2 separate regions of the Homo sapiens genome follow, and region 2 is linked to region 1. A link is a contact called in ENCODE Hi-C or POLR2A ChIA-PET data. All regions are on one chromosome and are shown on one strand. Each heading gives the region's core, a stretch centred on a gene start or an enhancer-like site at or near the end of the contact. The rest is flanking DNA. Distances are from core to core; before and after follow the strand shown. Region 1 holds the start of LAPTM4A (lysosomal protein transmembrane 4 alpha). Region 2 overlaps WDR35 (WD repeat domain 35).

Region 1 (4,359 bases), core at 1,191-3,690:
CAGAGCACACATTCAGGTGCATCTACCATACAGGGTCATTCTCAGGGTATGCTTACATTATTGCTATCAGATGCGTTTATGTTGCAGGTCTCTAATGATTTACACCTCCCTGGTTCCTTGCCTGGGGTAGTCCCAGTACAGGGAGAACAGCCCTTACGAGCTGATCTGATGCCATGTTAGGTACACCTGATTTTGAATTCATTTTGGCTTTTAGAGAAATCGGATAATTTCCCGATTTTTTTTTTTTCTTTTTTTTTTGAGACAGAGTTTTGCTCTTGTTGCCCAGGCTGGAGTGCAATGGCGAGATCTCGGCTCACCGCAACCTCCACCTCCCAGGTTCAAGTGATTCTCCTGCCTCAGCCTCCCAAGTAGCTGGGATTACAGGCATGTGCCACCACGCCCAGCTAATTTTTTGTATTTTTAGTAGAGACGGAGTTTCTCCGTGTTGGTCAGTCTGGTCTTGAACTCCTGACCTCAGGTGATCCGCCTGCTTCAGCCTCCCAAAGTGCTAGGATTACAGGCGTGAGCCACCGCGCCCGGCTCCCCTGATCTTATCTTTGTATTCTTTTTTATTGTATTGTATTTATTTCTGTCTGCCACATTTCATATCAAGACAGAATAACAGTGCTGCACATTAGGATCACCTAATTTTAAAATTGACATTTTAAAAATGTCAATGCCCAGGTCTCACCCATGACAGTTAAATCAGAAGGTCTGGAATAGTAAGCAGGCATCAGTGGTTAGTAAAGATCCTCAGGTGATGCCAATGTGCAGCAAAGTTTGGAAACTATTGGCACAACAGGTTTTAATCTCAGTTGTGACACTGGCCTTGCAATCTTGGATATGTAATTTAACTTCTCTGTAGAGTTAAATAACGTAAGAGTACCTATCTCAGTTAGTTGTAGGAATGAAATGATTGAAAATAAAGTGATTGGATCTGTGCCTAGAACAAAATAAGGGATACGAAATTGTGGGGCGGGGTTAAGATAATCTACTCCCTACATAAGTAGAGAAATGTCATAATTCATTCTGAGTTAGCCAGCCACACCCCATCCTTTAGCGTGGGCGGGCTTAACTACTGCTTCCCAGATGGTTTGAAAATAAGCTCCATGGACAACTCCTTCAGTGGTGAATAGTCTCTGCTCTCCTAAAATTTGTATTTTATTGGGGAGATAATCAACAAATACATACATAATTTCAGGCAGTGTTCAAAGAAGCCATGCCAAAGAAATAACCTTTACTCTGAATTCAGTGTGGTCTCTGGCTAAGAATATGCCCTGGCAGAAGGGAAGCCCTTTCTATTCTCTGAAAAGAAGTGTGTTTACCAAAGCATTAAATGATAAATACATTTTTTAACGGTGAAGTCACAGGTCTCACAGAAATACAAAATGAACACGTGTAAAAAATTTATTTACTCATTAACCCGGGGACCAGTAAGCTGTTAGAACCAGCTCTAAGCAGAATTTAAAGCACCCATCTATATTGTTGAATCAGGACTGGGGAATGAATTTACAAATCGATGCAAAATGGCTTTTCCCAAGGAAGGGTAAGATAACAATACGAGGGGTCTTACCGAGTTGTGCAGAGCACCACAAAGAAAAGCGGACAGCCCCTCTAGCAACAGAATGCCCGGGACGGTGTGCCAAACTATGGCTGTTTTTTCATTGAAGACATTCAGTAATTTTTTGTCCATTTCAATGTGTTTCATAATTTCTCCCTACAAAAAAAAATCACTCATCTCCAAAAACCCAGCAGCTAAGTAGTTCTTCTACATTATCTTGCTTTCATTTATCCTTAATCCTTTTGCCTTTGGCAGGGTTGGATGGTCTTTCTTCGCCCCCACCAAGGAGGCTTCGGAGGGAAAAGAGGGTGTAAATCCAATCCCTCCACTCCTCCAGGCACCCTCCCATTTCCGCCACAGGGGCGAGGATGGCTCAAGGCTGGGCTTGGCTCTGTCCCTTCCCCGCAGGCCCCGCCCCCAGCCCGCGCAATAATTGAGCTGCGCGCAAAGGTCACGTTATCAGCCTGTGACGCTTCCCATCCAGTACGTGGCACACATTGCTCAGAAAAGCCCCTTGTGCCCGCTTTCTGCCATCCGCGCTGTCTCGTGTCTCCCTTTTTCCATTAAATGCCTCTTTTCTTGCGGGTCTCATCTCGGGAATAGTGCACTACGGGGACATACCTATCCCCAACTATCCTAGGCCCGAGAACCAGCCCTTGCCTTCGCGTAACAGGCGGAGACTCGCTGAGGCGAGTTGCACTTCTAATTGGGCGTGAGGTCTTGTCAATCCCCAAGTTCTTCCAATCAGAAGTCCGGTCCATCCAGCCTTCCGCTCCCCATTGGCCTGTGTGGAGGAAGAGGGGTGGGTAAGCCGAAGTCGCTGCGCTCAGTGCGCAGGCGCGAAGAAGCTGGCAGGGGCACGAGCCGGGGGCGGGTTTGAAGACGCGTCGTTGGGTTTTGGAGGCCGTGAAACAGCCGTTTGAGTTTGGCTGCGGGTGGAGAACGTTTGTCAGGGGCCCGGCCAAGAAGGAGGCCCGCCTGTTACGATGGTGTCCATGAGTTTCAAGCGGAACCGCAGTGACCGGTTCTACAGCACCCGGTGCTGCGGCTGTTGCCATGTCCGCACCGGGACGATCATCCTGGGGACCTGGTACATGGTAAGGCGGGCAGGCGTGGCGCGTATGTCCGGGGGGCCTGGGGAGCGGGGCCTGGTGCGGAGGGGGTGAGACTGGAAACGGGGTGTTGGGTGGGGCGGGGACTTGGAGGGGCGCTGCTTTTTAAGGCGCGCCAACTCTGGATGAAGTCCAAGGACTTTGGGAAAGTAACCTTGTTCAGGAATCGGAGTCGGGGGAGCGGGGGGCGGTGGTAAGCATGGGGAGATTGTTCTTTGGCAAGAATTTGAGGAGAGAAGCGGGCTTGGGAGAGCAGAGGCTTTGCAGGCGAAGGGACGAGGGTGGTAGGATTTGGTGGGAATTCCTCTGTTTTGGTTCTTGTTGTATTTCTACGATCTGAAAGGCAGCATCTCCCTTCCTCCTATCCAGTGCTCCCTGGAATTTTTTCCTCTAATGAAATAATTAGGAGCGGACCTTGGTAAACGCAGTCTAGTTTCGACATTGGTCTTCCCGTTGGGAAAGCGAAAGATCCAGCGGTAACCCGGTTGTCCGCGTTTCTTGGACTTTGTTTTGTTTCATGCCTCTCTTGCATCTCCAGAATCGCTTGGGGGCGATAGCTTTTGCCTGAGTTGACGCCTGACCAGCTTTTGTCCTGGTGCAGCCTCCTCCCTGCGCAGTAGGTGCTTTTCGTAGCCGACCGGCTGTTTTTACAGAGACCTTTATTGAGAGCCCTCTCCATCCTGGCCACCTACCCCGGTATCTCCTGGGTTCCAAGATCTGTGTGATTCTGTCCTAACCAAGTTGACACTGTTGTTGCCTGGTGATTCACTAGTAATAAGTTTGTGATTTTTTCTTTTGTAATTCACCATTTATAGTATCCATGCACATTAAACCTAACTTGTCTATGACTTCCAAATATGGGATTCAGTTTAGGTAGTTTTAGGTTATTATGATTTTGCCGAAGCCGTGACAAACTTCCTACATGGTCGACTTGGCCACTTTAATGACTTCGCGAATGTGGTTGTGTGGGTGACGTTGGTGATACTGTGCAGTTTTTGATACTTAACTGCAAAAGAGGAAGAGAGTTATCCCAGACACAATCTGTTTTCTCTGTACTTGCTGCTTCTCCCCACTCATTGACTTGAAATCATTAGTAAGCATTTGGACAAACGCCAGATGAGAATCATCTTAAATGAGGCAGATACTGTTTCATGGCCCACCCCCGGGGGACTACCTGACTCCACATGACTGCTACCTGCCCTGTTGTTTTTTACCGTCTTGTTTCTGATGTACATTTAAAAAACAACACGAATGTGTAGGTTTGCTTGTGCTGAGTTTATTTTCATGTTTCCTGTACTTTTATATTCGGAAATACCGCCTTATTGACAGAACTATATCACATTTTCCCTCAGAGACTCTTTCGTTCTGTATTTTAACTGATTTGGAATACTAAACATAGAGTTAATGACCATCAGCTGCATTATGTTTCTAACTTCCTTTTATAGCTTCTCCATTTTGCTGAGGGGCTGGGTCTCATTTCTTTTGTTTGTCCTTAGCTCTGTCTTCTATTTCCCTAAATGAATAATTCAAACCTTGAGGATCCTCAAGGCTATTACTCAATTCCGTCTTCCTCACCCCCAGAAGATGACTTTCTTTCCTATTTAACTAAGAGAATCCATCGACCTGGCTCTCTCCTGCAGTCTTAGTCTTCCTGTTTCTTCTCAGATCCTTCCCTCCACTCACAGA
Region 2 (3,940 bases), core at 203-2,702, 120 kb after region 1:
TGTGAGTTCTGCTTCAAAAATTTTGCCTATTAGTTAATAGATAAGTATAGAATTACGGTAATTCAGTTTTCCCTATTGTGAATTTGAGCGGCTATCTCTGTAATAATGGTATTTTCACTCACCCTTATTTTCAATCCTATGGGTTTTCTTGAGTAGGAAAGAAACTGAAATTACTTAGAACCCTGGGTATAGGGAAGAGTGTATACTCCGTTAGTGTTGTCTGTTAGATGTGTCTGATGATGCCGATAAACATTTTGCTGTAGGGTATCCAGAATAGTAATATTCCTGAGTAAATGCTAAGTAATTATAACTATAATGATAATTAAATAACTAAAATAGTAAAAATTTTAGTATTATAAATTTTAAATAGAGTTATAGAAGAATTTTTAATAATATGGGAAGGTGTACATAATATTTAAGTAGGAAATACAGGATACAAAATTGTGTATTGTGTGATTGTGTACAACACAAACATATACATATATATTCAAAGGACAAAGATGTTAAGAAATTGCACCAGAGTATTGAGAGAGGTTTCTTATGAATGATAAGATTATGAGTAATTTCACTTTTTCATGTTTTGTAATTTTTTTTACAGATAGAATGTATTCCCTTATAATCAGAAAAATATAAGCATTGTTTTAAAAGTTGGATATAAAATATACTTTCATACTTCCAAACATATTGTAGAAGGGTTGGGGAGGGAAAACCTCTGGCTAATTAGATATTCTGAAAGAAAAAAAATGATGTTCTGAAAATGGCCAGTGCAGCTGAACAAGTAGGATTTTTTTTTGTGGTGGTGGTGGTGGTGGTGGTGGTGGTGGTGGTGGTGGTGGTGGTGGTTCTTCCTCGCTGCCACCACTTTCCAAGAGAGCTCTGTTTTGGGTCTAGCTTCCTGAACTGATTAATGGCAGACTTCTCTAGGACATTTCTTTATAGAGGTATTTGAGGGCTCTGTGAATGTGAGATTTCCCTTAAGTCTCTAGTTAATAATTAGCACTGAGTATACCACCAATTGATATAAAGGCTTTTTTCACCCACTGGTGGGGGATTTGTTTTGGAGCTTGACATTTCTGTATACTAGCTACTGAACTGAGATAAGAAAGGAGTGCAGTGTCTTCAGGGCCTCGTTAAAAATCAGATCCACAGCCTGAGCCAGTGAAGCTCTGGATTTATAGAAGTGATGCCTTAGCATCCATTCTCATTTGTACCCTCTGCCCTTGCGTCTGTTTACAAGAAAAATCTGTAACTACCAGTAAATTTAATACTCATACGTCCCTACGGAGTTTTGTTAAATTAAAATATAAGTAATTTCCTTGGTCTGTGAAATCTGATAGTATTGTTTTGTTTGTACAGGAAATAGCACAAATGTTTGTCAGAGTTGGAATGTGTGAACAAGCAGTGACTGCATTTTTGAAATGTAGTCAACCAAAGGCAGCAGTAGATACCTGCGTACATCTCAACCAAGTAGGAACTGAAACTTTCTGTCTGTGCAGCTTATTGTCTTAGGAATTTTTAAGTCAAAGCAAGGTTAAAGTCACCCTAGTGATCTTTTAAAGATTATTGCCAATGTAAGGGTTGGAGAGCCTGACGTGAATTTTATGAAAGGAGCCAGGCGGGTATTCTCTTAATTGAGGATGAAGAAAGTTGCACTTACCTCTTAAAGTGCTACCATGAGGGGTGACCCACTTATAACCAGCTCAGTATGGGAGCATGAACAAACCTTGTGCTTTTAGTCTGGCAAGTTTTTGTCTGGAAGTAATTTCATAATTTTCTGCATTTTGTTAGGGTTGGGTTTTGTTTCCAAAGAAGGACCAGTTAATGGTTGGTCATTGCCTGAGGAAGGAATTGAGTTACTTTATCAATATTTATTTTGGCAAATCTGTTTTCCTTTTCCTTTATAGAAAACATACATTTGATATTTTTAAGAGCTGAAATTAAACTAAAAGTACAGCGTTATTATAGAAACTATTGACTATTAATGTATTCTTTTAATATTTTTCTTATTTTTTAAAACCCCTTTTGCTTTATAAAAATAATTTTTAAATGTCAAATCTGATAGGACATTTTCACAACTGAAATTGCATATTTTGTTTTACTATAACATATAAACAAGTGTATCTTTCTTGCTTGAAGTTTTGTAAGATTAGAATTACAAGATTAATATGATTATAAACTTTGAAACTTTCATTTTCACATGTATTTCTTAAGCAAATCAGAGTCTTAGAGATCATTTAATCATTTTGACTTATGCTTATAGGACTTATGTTGCTGTGATTTTAAATGCTATTTTTAAAACATACCAGTTTTTAATTTTGAAATAGTGTTTTTACTATAAACTTAAAGCTTTCTTGTGTGAATTTTATGATATATGTGACTGTAAATACTTGGGTGACTGAATGGTGTAATTTTTCTCCTAGTGGAACAAAGCTGTTGAATTGGCTAAAAATCATAGTATGAAAGAAATTGGATCTCTGTTAGCTAGGTATGCATCTCATTTACTGGAAAAGAATAAAACTCTTGATGCCATAGAACTCTATCGGAAAGCCAATTACTTTTTTGATGCAGCTAAACTGATGTTTAAGGTAATGTAAAAATCTTGGTGAATAGTTGATTTGTTCCAGTCACAATATTTTAATATATGAAAGAGCATATTCTCCATTTTCTTTGGAAACAAATATTTATTACAGCAAAACCACTCTGGTTTTATTGCTTCTGTATACATTATTTTAGTATTATTGCCTTTTACCAACAAAGATGTTTATTAATATTAGCAACTTACTAATACCTAAACAATTGTATGTTGAATACTGGAGTTAACAAAGAGTTAAAGAAATTACTGAGACTGCAAAGTACAAATTTCTACAACAGGGAATTAAATTTTGTTGATAATAGAGTTTTAAGTTCTTTTAAATGTACAAGTTTTAAATATTACGCTTTACATAATATTTATTTGGAGGGAAGATAATTAGTACAGTATTAATGTATACACATTTTACCTTCTATTCTATTCCCATTTGATTTAATGAAAAAGGAAAAATATCTCTTAAAATCATTTAAATAAGTTTCAGCTTCTGAAGGATGCACCATGTTAACACTATCATATCTTTGTGTACTTGGAACATTATTTTAAAAATCTCTGTATTATGGAAAATACCAGCATTTCATCAATACTTTCTTTATTCTGATTTAGTTATCTAACAGCACCTCTCATTTTCTAAGAGTGATCTGAATTCCAACTCCTAGGGCTAAATACTAAGGAAAGAACTAAATACGAATAGGTACTAATGAAAAGAAGATAGGTTTTAAAATATTTATCTTAAATAGGTGATATTTATATTCCATCTTACTGATTTTCCTCCTTTTTTAGGGAATCAAATTTGTTAGTTTTGGAAATGATTGTATTTGTACAAATATAGATAAGAAGTAACTTCCCTCAATTTTGAAAAATGTTTAAGATTGCAGATGAAGAGGCAAAGAAAGGAAGTAAACCTTTACGTGTCAAGAAGCTCTATGTACTGTCAGCCTTACTTATAGAGCAATACCATGAACAGATGAAGAATGCCCAGCGAGGAAAAGTTAAAGGAAAAAGTTCAGAGGTAAAGTAGCACGTTAAATAACATTACATCATTGGAAGTGTTTAAGAAAAAAAAAAAAAGAAACTATTAAACTTCTTTTATGGATAGGTCATTTAATTTGCATGTCTGCATTTGTTTCCTTAAATGATATGAAGAAAAAGAATGACTGATTTAGAATTAGTATTCAAATTCAGAAATTTCTACCTAGAAATATTGAAATTGTTTTTCTGTAATACTAATCTGTAGTCTTTGCTTTAATGTCTTATTTGTTAAAAAATTTTACTTACCTGGGAAATCTTCCTTTCTAATCAGTGAGTTTTAAAACTTTCCTAGATATATTGTTGTAATGCGTAAATGAATGT

What was found. A loop is a pair of places that touch in the nucleus more often than their neighbours do. ChIA-PET counts read pairs that join two places held with the same protein, here RNA polymerase II (POLR2A). Pooled maps may share reads with other maps.
Region 2: a loop to region 1 is called in a pooled map, with 3 times the contacts of the local background. The contact joins the enhancer-like site here to the promoter of LAPTM4A in region 1. A Hi-C loop is called at or near these places in 1 of 50 pooled maps. POLR2A ChIA-PET finds 5 or more read pairs at or near these places in 4 of 52 experiments (CD8-positive, alpha-beta T cell, Panc1, activated CD4-positive, alpha-beta T cell and 1 more).

What each region holds. Positions count from the first base shown.
Region 1 is chr2:20,049,709-20,054,067 of GRCh38, reverse strand. LAPTM4A (lysosomal protein transmembrane 4 alpha) reads left to right here and starts at 2,440. Exons shown (of 7, transcript NM_014713.5): 1 at 2,440-2,658. The coding sequence starts at 2,548. It overlaps LAPTM4A-DT (LAPTM4A divergent transcript), which reads right to left and starts at 1,931. Exons shown (of 5, transcript NR_187142.1): 1 at 1,574-1,931. RefSeq lists enhancers at 2,430-2,629, 3,165-3,304.
Region 2 is chr2:19,930,928-19,934,867 of GRCh38, reverse strand. WDR35 (WD repeat domain 35) reads left to right here. Exons shown (of 27, transcript NM_020779.4): 22 at 1,357-1,467; 23 at 2,421-2,585; 24 at 3,459-3,599. Among named protein-coding and RNA genes, the nearest start is that of TTC32, 31 kb to the right of the region's middle. RefSeq lists an enhancer at 1,341-1,390. Within about 2 kb of position 1,452, at least 6 of the 41 ENCODE cell types and tissues checked have a DNase peak (open chromatin) inside an H3K27ac peak, as active enhancers do; they include Panc1, where a contact is called at or near this core.